3 separate regions of the Homo sapiens genome follow, and regions 1 and 3 are each linked to region 2. Evidence: chromatin contacts called from ENCODE Hi-C data. All regions are on one chromosome and are shown on one strand. The core of a region is the stretch at or near the end of the contact, and the rest is flanking DNA. Distances in the headings are between cores, read along the strand shown.

Region 1 (4,633 bases), core at 247-2,746, 780 kb before region 2:
TCCTCCACTCACAGCCTCTGCTCATCTGCTCACCCACCCCAACCACTTTGTTTTAAGTGCTGCGGGATTGAATTTCTCATCTTCAAATGCAAACAACCATTTGGCTTCGTGTCCATTACACAGGCACCTCTGGGGGCACATGCAGGCACTGTGGCCCCGAAAAACTCTTCAGAGGTGAGCGGCTTTCAGGATGAGAGGGCCAACAATGGCTCATCTCCTAAAGACCTCGATAAACATAATCAGTAGCCCCAGAAAACACAACAGCTGTCCCAAGCCTATCCCCTTTGCACCTATCTCAGAAAAGGCAACATGCAGAGTGGTCAGGAGTTCAAGTCCTCAGGGCCCTACTCTGAAGCTGTGACCCTGACAGGTCACTTTAGCGCTCAGCTTCCCTTTCCTCATCTGTAAAATGGGAATAGAAACTGAATCTGCTTCATGGGGCCTTGTAAGTATTACATAAGCTGTCATATGCAAAATGTCCATCACATAGTTCACCGCCCCAGGCATCCTAGAAACTATTAAGTCACGATAAGGAGGTTGCTACTGTCCTGGGACCTGGGGAGCTCGGCTGTCCAGTCCGAAAGGGCCTTCTCGCCCTCGAGACCCCTTCAAGTCCCTTTCTCTCCGGGCCCGGGTCCCAGAGTCCCCTTGTGCTTGCTCCTGAGGGTGACCTGCCCGTGCCCCGGGGCGAGCACAGGTGCGGCCCTGGCCACAATGCGGGCGTGGCGAGCCGACACCCGGGGAGGCCAAGGGCGCCTCGAGGGAGGGAGGGAGGAGGCTGACCCGGGCGTCCCGAAGGACCCGCCCGGCCCCGGACTCCGGGCGGCAGCCGGCCTCGCGCCCCGCCCCCGCCCCGGGAGCCCCGCCCAGTCCCGTCGCGCCGCGCCGCCCCACCGCCCGGGTTGGCTGCCCTGGAGGCCACGCGCGGCGATTTGCCACGCGCCGCGTCACCGGGCCGCTCCCGGCCTGGGCTCCCGGGGGCTGGTCAGGGAGGTGGCGGCGGCTGAGCGGCGGAGCGGGGGCGGCAGGGCGCGACGCCGCCGGGCCGCCCCGCCCTGGGAGGCGCCCGGGCCCTCATCAAGTGACCAGTATCCCTTCCAGGGGAACACGGTCCTTCAGAGGAAAGCGAGCTCCAACCCGCGGCCCCGGCGCCAAGCCGCCGTCATCTTCTTCCTGTGCCAGGTGATCGTCTCCTCACCCACCCGGAAAAACATAGTCCGCCCCCACGTCCTTGTGGAATAGCGCCCGCTTCCAAGCACCGTGACTCTCTTTGCCCTACCCTTGTCTTTCCCATTCCAATTACTCTAGAACCCACCGAGAGGATAATTCAGTCCTGAAAAGAAACTGATGGGGAGAAGCGAGGAAGGGAACCCAGGAGGGAGGGGAGGCAGGGCTGCGGAGGGACACCGAGGCGGCGGAGGTAGTGCGCACGCGCAGCACAGAACGAGTTCCGGTCTGGCCGAGGCTTGTCTCCTAAAAATAGCCCCGGTGTGGGGATCCGTGCGCGGATGTCCCGGCGAGTCCCGGGCTGAAAGAGGCGGCTCCGGGCGGCGCGAAGCGCTGGTGGCGGGCCCGGGCTGCGGCGTGTGCGCGCCCGCCAGCTGCTCCGGAGATACGGTGAGGGCCGCGGGCAGCGGGGCTCAGTCCGCGACGCCGGTAGTGCTGGAGGGGGGCGGCGTCTCGCTTAGGGGACCGAGTAGGGGTTGGGGTGGAGGTGCTGGGGCGGGGGACGGCGCGGCCGAGAGGGTCGCCCGGGGGGCTCCGGGGACCCCTGGACGAGGCCGTGTCCGGCTTGGAGGGGGCCAGGGTCGCGTTCGCGCATTGGCGGGGCGGGTAGGGTGCTGGGAGGCGGGTAGGGTGCTGGGAGGCGGCGAGGGGTGGTCGGGTCGGGGTCGGCGCTGAGGAGCTAGGCGCCCGGGGAGGTGGGGGCGGGGTGCCCTGAGGGCGGGCCGGTGGGGCTGGATGGGGCTCGGCTGGGCGGGCCGAGGGGAGCTCAGTCGCGCGGGCTGGTGGCGAGCAGCCTCCCCGGGCGCGCACCCCTTGGGGCCGGGGGGCGGTGGTGGACGTCGCCTCCTTGAAAGTTGAAGGAGTTCTCGGGAGACCCCGGAGAAGGTGCGCTCTGAGGGCCCTTTCCTTCCCCTTTTCCCTCCAAGCCCGGGGGTCTCCCCGAAGGGATTAGCCCCAAGTGCGGGGGGCCTTCTGCCCTGTTGGACTTGAAGAAGTTCCCCCACTTCTGCTTTGGGAGAAGATTGGTCTAACGGGGTGGAACGCTTAGGTACGAATTCTGTGAGTGTGTAGATGTCAGTGGCGGGGTCGGTGTTTGGGGCGGACACCTGCGGTTGCGGACGCCCGATCGTGCGGGGAGACGTCGCGGGGACAGAGGGGCTGCACAGGGAACCGCTGGCTGAACCCCTGCCATCCGGCTAGATCCCAGCTCGCAGAAAATATTTTTTGTGTTAGAAACTTTGCTTTTTGGCTCGATTTCATGCCTTTGAGCTGTGAGGGTTAAAGTAAGTGAGATAGTGCAAACAAGTTTGGAAAAGGTGAGCAATCCTGAATAAGAAAACAGTTTTTCTTTAAAAGTGTAACTATAGAATTGTTGCTCACATCCGAAATAGATTCCGGAGCTGTGAAGCGAGCCTCCTGTTATGGTCCAGCAGGGAACCGTGTGTAGCTTGAATATAACATAGTGTTAACCTGCGTTTTAGTTTACAGTGAGATTGGGATTCCAATAAATGCCCTATTAGAAAGGCCTGCTGTGATGTGTTAACAATAGCATATGTATTTTTAAACAAACATTGTCTTAACATTTTTTCGGGTTTTTAGCACAGTATGTTTCCCATGTGTCTTGTATCATCTATTACTATATGAAGAGGAGGTTCTCTAAAGCTGTAATTAGGTGTACATTACCCAAGAGTACTTTCCCTTTAAGAATCCAGCTGTGTTGTTTTGGCAACTGCTAAGTACTCTAGTTGTCAGTTTTAGAATCTGTGTTACCTTGGCAGTTCTTGAACAGTCTGTGGAAAAGGTAAACAAAATAGTTCTTTTTTAAACATACAAAAATGACATTTCTTTTAATATGAATTTAGGAAGTGAGGATAAAAATGACTGCATTGTGCCTTTATGGCTTTTGTATGTACTGTGTGTGTGTGTGTGTGTGTGTGTGTGTGTGTGTGTATTTTTGGAGAGCTCAGTCTCCATTTCTTTTTCTGTAAATTACAACTTTTGTTTTAGGGAATCAAGAGTTTTCACTAAAGCAGATGCTGATTTAGATTAGTTTATATTAAATGTCATAAACACACACCTGTATATCATAAAACATTAAGATCAGTATTTGTTATATATGGTGACACATTGACAATAGAATCACCTTTATTTTAATTCTCAGTGAGCATTGTTGCAAAAAGTTGTGATAATGGTGTTACAATAATCAAAAGTACTCTGAAGAGCTAAAACTGGTGATTTGAATGTTTGTAGACTCTAGATTAACAGTTTTGTTGAAGAGTGTGGTTCCAGTAGCTACTTAGTGAAAACAGTGACTGTGAAGTAATGGTGACCTCTCTAAACGCAATTATTTGCTTACCTATTTCCTTTAATTCACACTATGGTTATATATAAAATTGTGGTTTGATTTCATATTAGAACAAAAGTGTTAAAATTACACTTTACTTGCCTTCAAAAGTTTTTTAAAAAATTAAATTCTGGGGGGTGTTCAGTGGAAGGAAAATAGCTTATTGACACCCAGAAATAATTGTAATGTCACCATGTTGAATTATGGTTTGAGAATAATTTCCTTCTGTATTCTTAGAGTTTGTTTTCATATGGGTATGTGTGACAAGGATTTTTTTTTGTAAATGCAGTTGGAAATAATCTCTTAAAAAGGTTGAGTTGTTTCAAATGGTGATGTTATGTTTTTCAAAGCAATTTCGTTACAATTTGCCTTTTCCATCATGCATTGTGGGTTAATATTAATTTTATTAATATTCCAGCAATAGCAGTGTCATCCATTAATTGGCTACCAAAAAGAGGAATATTGAATTATATTCTGAGGGTGGTTAAGAAATTATGGAAATGTTTATTAGAATATGATTTTGGAGTTTGAAATAGTCTAGCTAAATCTTTTCAGTAGATTTGTGTTCTGATTTAGGAGGAAGAAGCCATGAACAAATTTGTTACTGAAAAATAGCATGCTTGTCAGTTTGGAAAACCATCTTTTTTCCTCCCTTTGCTGCTTTTAGTCTGGCAAGAAGAATGTAGTGTAATATACGATGATGATGGGCCTGGATTTGGGGGCATTTCTAATTTCACATATTCTGTGTTGTCATCAGACCATACCCCGGTTACTCATGGTACATATGAATGTTTCAAAGTCTAGCTGAAGTTTTCTTTTATGCGATGACACTATGAGAAAACCATTTGTGGACCAAAAATGATCACTATTTCTTTTTTCTAGATAAGAAAGAAAATCTGTGGATTCTTAGTAAATGGAGAAGTGAGTGCCTTCTCTCCTAATGTTTAAATAATAAGTGTAAATATGGAAATCAGATCACCCTTTAAGCTGGATAACCTCGTGCAAGAGAATGCTTTTAACATATGCTGATTTGCAAGCCCCAGTAAAGGAAGGCTGCTTGAC
Region 2 (4,399 bases), core at 1,708-4,207:
GTCCAGCTCACACGAACGGGATGAACAAGGCAGACTAAACAACAGAAGTGTCTGCTCCGGCAGGAATTTAAAAGCTGAAGTCTTAGAGGTACAACCGCCACTGGCACACACTGAACTCAGCCTGTTGGCCAGGTTCCTTTATCTAAAGCACAGCACCCTCACATGGTGCTAAAGGGAAGGACAGTCTTGCCGAGAAGCTGGCTGAGATGCCATCTATGACAGGGCCCAGCCCTCATTCTGCAAGGATTTTAAATCAATGTTATCCAGCTTTCCACCTCGGCGCCTTCACAGATAGCTCCTTGCTGGAAACTTTACACCAAGAAGTATAAACTCTGACCTCTACAGAAACTCACTAAACCGCAGCAAATGGGATTCAGATGTTTCCATGTACAGTACAATGATGTGACTTAGACTTTAAACACTTTGGCAAAAACAGGAAAAATGATGTGGCCCTTCCAGTCCCTCCCAGAACATGATACAGCCTTGACCCGAGCCCTACAGTGATCTGAGCCTTTCTCACTCCTACTTAAGCCTCCTTGCCTACAACCCACATTCCCCGCCCCAGGTCCACATTCCCCGCCCCAGGTCCACATTCCCCGCCCCAGGTCCACATTCCCCGCCCCAGGTCCACATTCCCCGCCCCAGGTCCACATTCCCCGCCCCAGGTCCACATTAGCTCCTTCCTACCAGGCCCCCTCCAAGGGTCTATATCACTTTCCTTGTTTCACCAAAGTTGCCTATTTTTCCCAGCTGAGCAAAAGTCTATCATACCCTAATCAGAACTCAGAAAATTCCTGAAAGGAGAGCCAGACTGATCTAGGAAACTACACACAGAGATACCCGCAGGACTGGGAAGAAAGAGAGGTCTCACATAAGACCTTGCACCCCCAGCCTTCTAGCTTCGTAGATTCTCGAGGACTCGCCACAGACTCTGTGAGTAAGGGCTGGAGAATTCTAGATGGTGGCACAAGAAAAGGTGGAGGTGTGGGGAGCAGTTTCTTGTGCCTGGGAAGGACAGACACAAACTAATATCAGAAACTGCCTCCCCAGAGGCCAGTCATGACAGAAGACAGAGAACCCCTGCGGTTCATGCTCTGGGTCCATACCAAGCTTCGCTGGGGGCAGCCCATCTGCCGGCCATGTGTGCGGCTTTCGGGGCACGATGGAGAAGCTGAGTGCTCGTCTGGGCGCCAGTGTAGCCACATGATCAAGTGTGCGCGCAGGCAGGGCAAGTGCACACAAGAACCCCCCCTCCCCCTGGGAGCACCTGTTCCGGGTGCCTCAAATGCAACAGGCCAGGAACTTCGGGGCAGGGAAGTTACTGCCACAGCAAGGGAGCTCCTGGGGGCAGGAATAGGGTTTATCACCAATGTAAACACCCCTCAGGCCTGGTTGGGGGTGGGCACCAGATAAATGCCTACTAATAGTATAAGGAAGCAAAGACAAACACCCTTTCTCTCCTGTTTCTTACGTTTCAGCTAGGAAGAGTGGGGTGAGCCGTGGCCTGTCTGGGTACCTCTCCAAACTTCCTGTTCCAGGTACAGAGAGAAGACTCAAAAGGAAGGGAGGTGAATGCCCACTCCCCCACCTCCAAGTCCAAGAACATAACACCTACACGTACACAGGTACTCCCGTGACATACACTTTGACACGGCGGTGCAGATGCAGTGTTCTCTACATTGGGGCCAAGGCGCCTCTGTCCAGGGCCCTGACAGTTTCATCCCTGCCAGATCTGCGCTCCCTAGAGCGGGCGGCGTATACCCCACGCAACCCCAGCTCCGCGCGGGTTCCACGGGCTGCAGAGGCGCTGGACTGGGATGCTGCCCCTCCCACCCCCTTTGCCTATAGAGGGTACCGAAGGCCGGGGTGGGGGATGGGGAGAGGTGGAAAGGCAGGGGGTTCCCTCCGGTTCCCCTGGAGGCTGGACTTCCAGCAGAGGCGCCCCACCCCCACCCTCCACGGCGACCACTCTGCGTCGCAACAGACCGGACGGGCCGACCCGGAGGTGGCGCGGGCAGTACCAGGCCGCCGGCGGCGCCGCAGGCGCTGAGCGAGACGAGGGAGCCGGGGTGGCCGAGCACACGGCCCGAGTAGAAGCACAGCTCGGCGGGGCGGCCGCGGCGCCGGGCCGCGCCCGCCTCCTCCACCTCGAAGCCTCGGGACAGGAAGCGCAGGTCGCGGCGCAGCTGAAGGTACAGGTCGCGCCCGAAGGCCGGCAGGTGCAGCAGCAGGGCGCGCTCTCCGGGCCGGGCGCGCGGGGCGGCTGGGGGCGTGCGGGGGCGTCGCCGCCGTCGGGGCCCGGGGGCTGCGGGCAGCGGCGGCAGGTGCACGTCGTCGGGGCGCACCCGCCACGGGAGCACCACCTCCACGTCGGCCGCCGCGTCGCCGACAGCTGCGGGGAGAGAGGAGACGCGTCAGCGCGGCGGGGCCCGCCCGGACGCCCGCCCTCCCGCTGGCCGCCAGCCGCGCCAGCGCGGGGACAGCGCGACCCGGAGCCGGCGCTGCCTTCCCTTCCCTCGCCCGGCACCTCCACGCTGGCCCGCGCCACCCGGGGAGGGTCTCCGGCGCAGCCGCGCGAGCACCTCCCGGAACGGCGCCGCGCATCGGCGAGCGGAGACCCGGCGGCGGCGCGCCTGCCACGGAGCCACCCGATTCCCGTACTCCGGCCGCGGCCCGCGCCTCCTCCGCTCGGGCGCCGTCAGCGGTCCCGCCGCCGCCCCCGGGCCGCCAGGACGCCGCGAGAACGCAGAGGGAAGGTAGCCGCAGGACGCGGGGTGAAGAGGGCTGTGGGAGGGGGCGCTACCTGTGCCCGGGTCCAGTCCCCAAACCAGCAGCAGCAGCACGGGCAGGACGAGCGGAGGCAGCAGGGCGCCGTCACACATGGTACCCGGGACCGGCAGCCCCCCCGGACCGTGGCGGCGAAGCAGGAGCGCGCTAGGCGGCGGCGCCAGCCGGAGTGAAGCCCTCCAGCCTTTGGAAAAAGTAATTAGCGCTGCGGACAAACCCAACGTGGTAAACCCCAAGCCCCGCCTTCCCCTCGGAAGGCGGGAGGGGATTGGGCCCTCGCTTTCCTCCGCCCCGCCTCCTCCTTCCCTACTGGTTGGGATGGGTCGAAACCACAGTGCGTAGTTAGGTTGTCAGCGCTTTCTTACACGTGGTTTCTGGGCAGTGGCGGGGACACGGCACCAGGTGGCGCGCGGGAGCCGACCGGAGCCGTGGGACCCTGGAAGAGCTGGAGGATGCGGGGCTGGTCTTCAGAGCTTGTCCTCATTTTGGAACTCTCTCAGCCTGCTGCCCAGTTTCCCGGGAAGGTAGGGCGGAAATCGCCCCGGCCAAGCGGTTTCATCCAAAACTGCATATAATCTTTACATCTGAAGTTAGGTTTTAGTTGTTTGTGGCCGCAAAGACTCCCAGTCCACTTTCCCGCACACCTGAGTTAGCACCTGAAGGCTATATCCGCGGCGTTTATCCAAACTCTTCACACCTCCTGTCTTCTTTAATCCCACAGGAGCCAGTGCAACACGCATGCTCACACCCTCTTACAGACTGAAAAACTGAGGAAGAGAGAGAGCTTAAGGAAAAACGCTGAAGTTACCCAGAGAGTTCCTGTTGGAGCAGAGGCTAGAATTTGTGATCCTGATTTCTGGCTTGGTGCTTCTTATTAACAGCAGGATCCCCCCGCCCCGAGGGAAGCAGGACTCAGTGTTACAGGTTAGGAAACGGAGGCACAAAGTCCCAAAGCCTAGCCTTGAACGTGAGTCTCCCAGAAACAGAATGAGTTGATCCTTTCCTGCCACAATATAACTGAGGTCTGCAGGGAAGGTGACTCCATTAGCTTGCTGAATAGCATCTTGTAGAGGCTCATGCCTGTAATCCCAGCACTTTGGGAGGCCAAGGCGGGCGGGTCACGAAGTCAGGGGTTCCAGACTAGCCTGGCCAATATGGTGAAACCCTGTCTCTACTAAAAATACAAAAATTAGCCAGGCGTGATGGCGCACACCTGTAGTCCCAGCTACTCGGGAGGCTAAGGCAGAAGAATCGCTTGAACCCGGGGGGTGGAGGTTGCAGTGAGCCGAGATTGTGCCACTGCACTCCAGCCTGGGCAACAGAGCAAGACTCCATCTCAAAAAAACAAAACAAAACCAAACAAAACAAAAAAAACAATTAAGTGTAACCATAACCAATCTCAGGTTTCCCGTCCCTTCCCTGTCCTGCTCTTTTCCATTTTATCATAGCAGAAAGGTTATAGTTCCCCGCTGGATGCTGCTTGAAGCCTCGGAATCTAAATTCATCACAGGATTACATATCATCTGAAGGAATCTATAACACTGGCCACCTTCCCCGAAATATAATGAACCCCAAGGCTGAACAGTGACCCTCCACAGAGGCTTGCCACAAA
Region 3 (4,795 bases), core at 708-3,207, 870 kb after region 2:
CCTGGTATGGTAGTGTTTTCTATTTCAAGTTCCTATAGACAGTAATACGCTCCATCACTAAGGCAGCAGGATTCCAGGACATTTGATTTTTGATATATGCTTCATAACGTTTGCAATACTAAATGAGAAGTTTAATTTCAAACTCCAATCTCTGTCTGCTCTCCTTTCTCTCCCCGGGTGAGCCTCTGAGGCGAGAGGTTTGATTCAGGAGATAAGACTAGGGCTGCACAGGCATGGTGTGCCTCGTGCGCCACGGAGTGAAACTAGACAGACAAGGGAAAACCCACCAGGTCTCGAGTCGGCAGGAGAACCAACGACCAGGTATTTGTTTCTAAAGACTCATATGATCCACTGAAGAGAACCACTGAGTCAGAGGCAGGGGTGGAGGTCGCAGTGAGGGAGGACATGGCACACTACCCACAGGCAGGGGTAGCAGCTCCCACTGTGGGGTTAGTCATCAGCTGGGGCTCTGAAGGCGGTGACGTGCTAAGTGACAGATCACCACCAAGATCCGTTTCCCATGAAAACACTTTGGAAAGAAGCTTTTATGTGGGCTCACTTTATACAAATAACACTTCAGAAAATAAACGAACACTCATTAAATTATGCACCAAAAGAAAGTAAACTGTGGAAGCTAGAAGAGACAGCAGTGTTAGATATTAATTAATAGGCTACAGAGAAGAAGAAATACATTTATCATCTGTGAGAAAACATGTAGGTTTGTCATTTTATTTTCCCTACACAGAAGCAGCCATAATGGCAGAGAGAGTGAACAAATATTCCCAGGGTTTTGGGGCACAGCCTAAAATAGTCCTCCAAAAAATACCAAATTTCTTTTCTCATTTTTAATCATAAAAATTCACACTAATTTGCAATGATACTCTAGGACACCCATGTTTATCTCATAAAAAAAGTCTCTCTCCCAGACCTCAGGTAAAATTAATGTTCTAGGAACGTATGCCACGCATTTCCACTGGCTATCCAGTACCACTCTCGCGTGTCAGCACATTCCAAAATTAGTTTAATTTAAAAGAAACAAGACCAAACAAAACAAAGCCAAAAGGAAACAAACAAAACCTAAAAGGGGAAAAATCCTACTAAGATAACTGAAACAAATATTGTCTAATATATTTCTCAGAAAGGGTCTACTCTTGACAAATGTTTTTTATATTAACACAGCATTTGCAGTCAAAAGAAAAATAAGCCACTCACTATCCAAAATGGGAATAAAAGTCTTTTCTTCTATACCTCATTTTTGGAAATAAAAAGTCTTTGGCTGAAAGCAAAGGAAAGAGTTACGTCCACATAACCCTTCAGAATGGGAAGAATCAGCGTCACCAAGTCTTCACTTCGCCAACTAACAACAGTATTTTAAAAATTGTTCATTCTGATTTTTAGAACCAACTCATGATGCTGGCTATCTGTGAACAACAATACCTTCTAGTATGTTATATAATATTTCATTTCAATGTTAACAGGATATTTTTCTTAAATTTCCAGGTGCCTCTCTCATATGCTCTGTATCTGTTAATTCATCAAACACTCAAGTGCCTCATATGTTAACCTCTAAATGGAATACAGAAATAATTAAGACAAGACCCAATCTACTAGAAAAAAAAAGTTGAATATTTGGCACAAATAAACACTCAAAGAAAATAGATCTTCCAGAATATACTATCCAAGCAAATATTCAGTCTTGCTAAATTTACCAACAGGTTTTTAAAATCCTCTGAGAATGAGGGCTGCGTTGCCATGTGACACAGGTAGTACCTGGAATCTAGTAACTAAAATTGAAAAGCTTATTTCAAGATGGAGTTAGGCTTCTTGCCCCTGCCCCACCCGTTGTCCTGAAGTAAAAAGCCACTAGTGGGGTCAAGCAAGATAGGGTCCCCAGATGGGGTGAGGGTGGGCTGGTGCAGTGGCCCAGCCTTGGGGCGTCAGGTAGGCCGCCAACCCTTGAGTTGAGTCACATAGGGAAGGCACCGGGAAGGAGGCATTGCAACAGAGGATTGCTCACTTACAGCGGAAACTGATGCAGTAAGTAAATGTGGCTGAGGCCAATGAGCAGCTAGATTTCTCAACTGTCAAATAAAGCAATTACAAATACAGAAAGGGAGAGAAGAGGAAGAACCCTTTGGGGTTGAAATGGGATTTGGAGTATCAGGGGGAACCCAAGGACACACACACACATGCACATTTTCCCCTGGTCAGCCCACTGCTCAGGAGTGGGCCAGCCAACACCCACAGCAACGAGCACACCCACAGTCTAGATCTTGGCTTCTAAATGTTTTCCACTAAAAAGAACCAGAGACTCTTCGAGAGATGGCAGACTGCAAGGCTAGGGCAGGGAAAAAATAACAGCCTGAAACATCTTAGTATGCCAGAAAGAAATTGCTCAAACAGTTATAGGGGCATATCAAAAAGATACAGAAGGCCAGTCATGGTGCCTCATGCCTGGAATCCCAGCACTTTGGGAACCCAAGGCGGGTGGATCATTTGAGGTCAGGAGTTCGAGACCAGCCTGACCAACATGGTGAAACCCCGTCTCTACTAAAAATACAAAAATTAGCCAGGTATGGTGGCGGACGCCTGTAATACCAACTACTCGGGAGGTAGAGGCATGAGAATTGCTTGAACCCAGGAGGCGGAGGTTGCAGTGAACCGAGATCGTGCCACTGCACTCCAGCCTGGGTGACAGAGCAAGGCTCCATCTCAAAAAAAAAAAAAAAAGAGATACAGAAGCCTGCAACAAACAGCAGCCACTGGACACGTCTAAGGTGATGTAAACATGGAAATGTATAATAATGGTAAGAGATTATAACTCATTAAATAAAATAGGAATACAAGAGTGTATACTCATACAAGCACACACATAAGTAAATGGGAAAAGGAACAAGCTTTTCCTTACTTTCAACTAATAAAAGTAGAAAGAATAACTGGATTAGAAAATCACCATTTAGCAACCATCACACTATTCATTTATTCTGCCAAGAAACATCAATTAATGCTAAAACTATTGGGGGTGGGAGTTTGATGAGGAACAGGATATTTACAGTCTCTCCACAATGACACTCACTAAATATAAAAAGACAGAGAGTAACTTTACAGTGGAGAAACCTGGCCAGGTTTTCCTAATCACTCTACCTTAGTTAAATGACCAAAGTTAATACTACCAATAACAGAGCAAACCAAAATCACAAACTGTTAGGATACAAAGAGAACACAGCAACGCTTCTGTAGTATCTGCACACTTGAACCTAATCATGAGAAAATAAATGCAAACTGATAAACATTCCACTGGTCTGTAAGCTCCAGAAGTGTCAAGGTCATAAAAATCAAGAAAAGGATGGAGACCTGTTTCAGACTGAAAGTGACTAAGGACATAATGCCAGTGTTCGTAAAATGCCATCCGTTTTAATAAAACTTCAACTTATACATAGACTTACGTAAGAAGAATAAAGCGATATATACCTGTATGCCGTGAAGCTTTTTGTTTTAAGGAAAAAGGGTTAAGTAAAAACCTTTATCACTGAGCTTCAGAGACTGGAAATTGTGATATGAATTCAATATTCCATGGGAAAAAAAAACCTGCTAAACAAAAATAACAAATAGCAGGATCAGTTGCTATGCAACAATAAGAAATGTTTGCATGAAGTCAGCAGAGGAGGAGAAAGGGCAGTAAAAATGAATCTTTCTATATTTTCTATGTTTAATTCTCAGGGCAGGTTATAAATAGTGAATCAGAAACTGTTCCAACAGACAGGTATTTTCTTAGAAGATACATAGTGGCATTCTTCAGTTTCTTAGTGTGGAAGATGTGAGGACAACACTATAAGCTAAAAAGAAATCTACTGGCATGTGACTGATCTGTACTGAATGACAACTGAAATGGCAAGTTCAACACAGAAAGTATACAAAAAGTATACAAGTGCCTTAAATTTTGTAATGAAGACTCTTTGAGGTTACTACAAGTTAGTGTCGTTAAAATACTGAGTAAGTTTCTTAAAGCACTTGTCTTCAACTCTTAGTCCGTTATTTCTCTTCCTGCCTACTGATTAACCTTGGTAAAACTTTCTGAATGTTTCTAGGAAAAAGCATGGAAAAGAAAAAAACAAAGTTCAAAAACAAGATCTGTAACCTTGGAATATGATTTGATTATAATCACTCACTAAACAGATTAGCCAGTACCTTTTATTGTCAGATTTTAAAAATACTTGGCCACAGGGAGTTAGTAAGGCCTATTATAGCCACAATTCTGCATAATGTGCAAAGCAAAAGTGCTTAGCAGAAAAAGAGGCTGAAGGCACCATCACACCTTAAACATAAACCTCTTAAGACTTTATCTTCCTGTCATTGCAAAAACCCTACATTTAATAGAAAAACTAATCCCCATTTAAACAACGTCTAGAAGAGATACAGAGACACTAGATGGATACTGGAAAAGTAATGCTTTGAATCTCAAATCCTATTTTCTTGAGTTTTAAAATTACAAATAGTTTTTTTTAGTCAAAGAAAACTAGAATCTAAGTTGTGATTTTAAAGAAATCATAATCAAGAAGACTGCGAAATGGAGGAAAGTGGAGGGAGAAAAGGAGAACTGCATCTTAAGAGCAGGGGTGGGCCAGAAATAGACCAAGTCTTAGAAAAATGAAGCAGCTGATTCAAAACTCAGCTCAATATCTGATTGGATTAAGGTTACGTGGTCCAACCTTAACTGTCTGCCAGAAGCAAAATTATATCCTCACTGGAGGACAGTAATCATATCCAAAGACATTCCAGTTTTTTTTAAATACAA

The links. A loop is a pair of places that touch in the nucleus more often than their neighbours do. Pooled maps may share reads with other maps.
Region 1: a map of CD4-positive, alpha-beta T cell shows a loop between it and region 2 (6-fold over the local background). The contact joins the promoter of MEF2A here to the promoter of ADAMTS17 in region 2. A Hi-C loop is called at or near these places in 5 of 168 maps with a recorded cell type or tissue (CD4-positive, alpha-beta T cell, CD4-positive, alpha-beta memory T cell, CD8-positive, alpha-beta T cell and 2 more) and 13 of 50 pooled maps.
Region 3: a loop to region 2 is called in a pooled map, with 2.8 times the contacts of the local background. The contact joins the enhancer-like site here to the promoter of ADAMTS17 in region 2. A Hi-C loop is called at or near these places in 5 of 50 pooled maps.

What each region holds. Positions count from the first base shown.
Region 1 is chr15:99,564,488-99,569,120 of GRCh38, forward strand. MEF2A (myocyte enhancer factor 2A) reads left to right here and starts at 1,497. Exons shown (of 12, transcript NM_001319206.4): 1 at 1,497-1,617. RefSeq lists silencers at 668-1,107, 1,948-1,997 and enhancers at 819-1,794, 1,795-2,768.
Region 2 is chr15:100,339,018-100,343,416 of GRCh38, forward strand. ADAMTS17 (ADAM metallopeptidase with thrombospondin type 1 motif 17) reads right to left here and starts at 2,958. Exons shown (of 22, transcript NM_139057.4): 1 at 2,804-2,958; 2 at 2,022-2,392. The coding sequence starts at 2,882. RefSeq lists an enhancer at 1,292-1,810.
Region 3 is chr15:101,205,999-101,210,793 of GRCh38, forward strand. All of the region lies in intron 2 of CHSY1 (chondroitin sulfate synthase 1), which reads right to left. Among named protein-coding and RNA genes, the nearest start is that of CHSY1, 44 kb to the right of the region's middle. Within about 2 kb of position 1,958, at least 9 of the 41 ENCODE cell types and tissues checked have a DNase peak (open chromatin) inside an H3K27ac peak, as active enhancers do.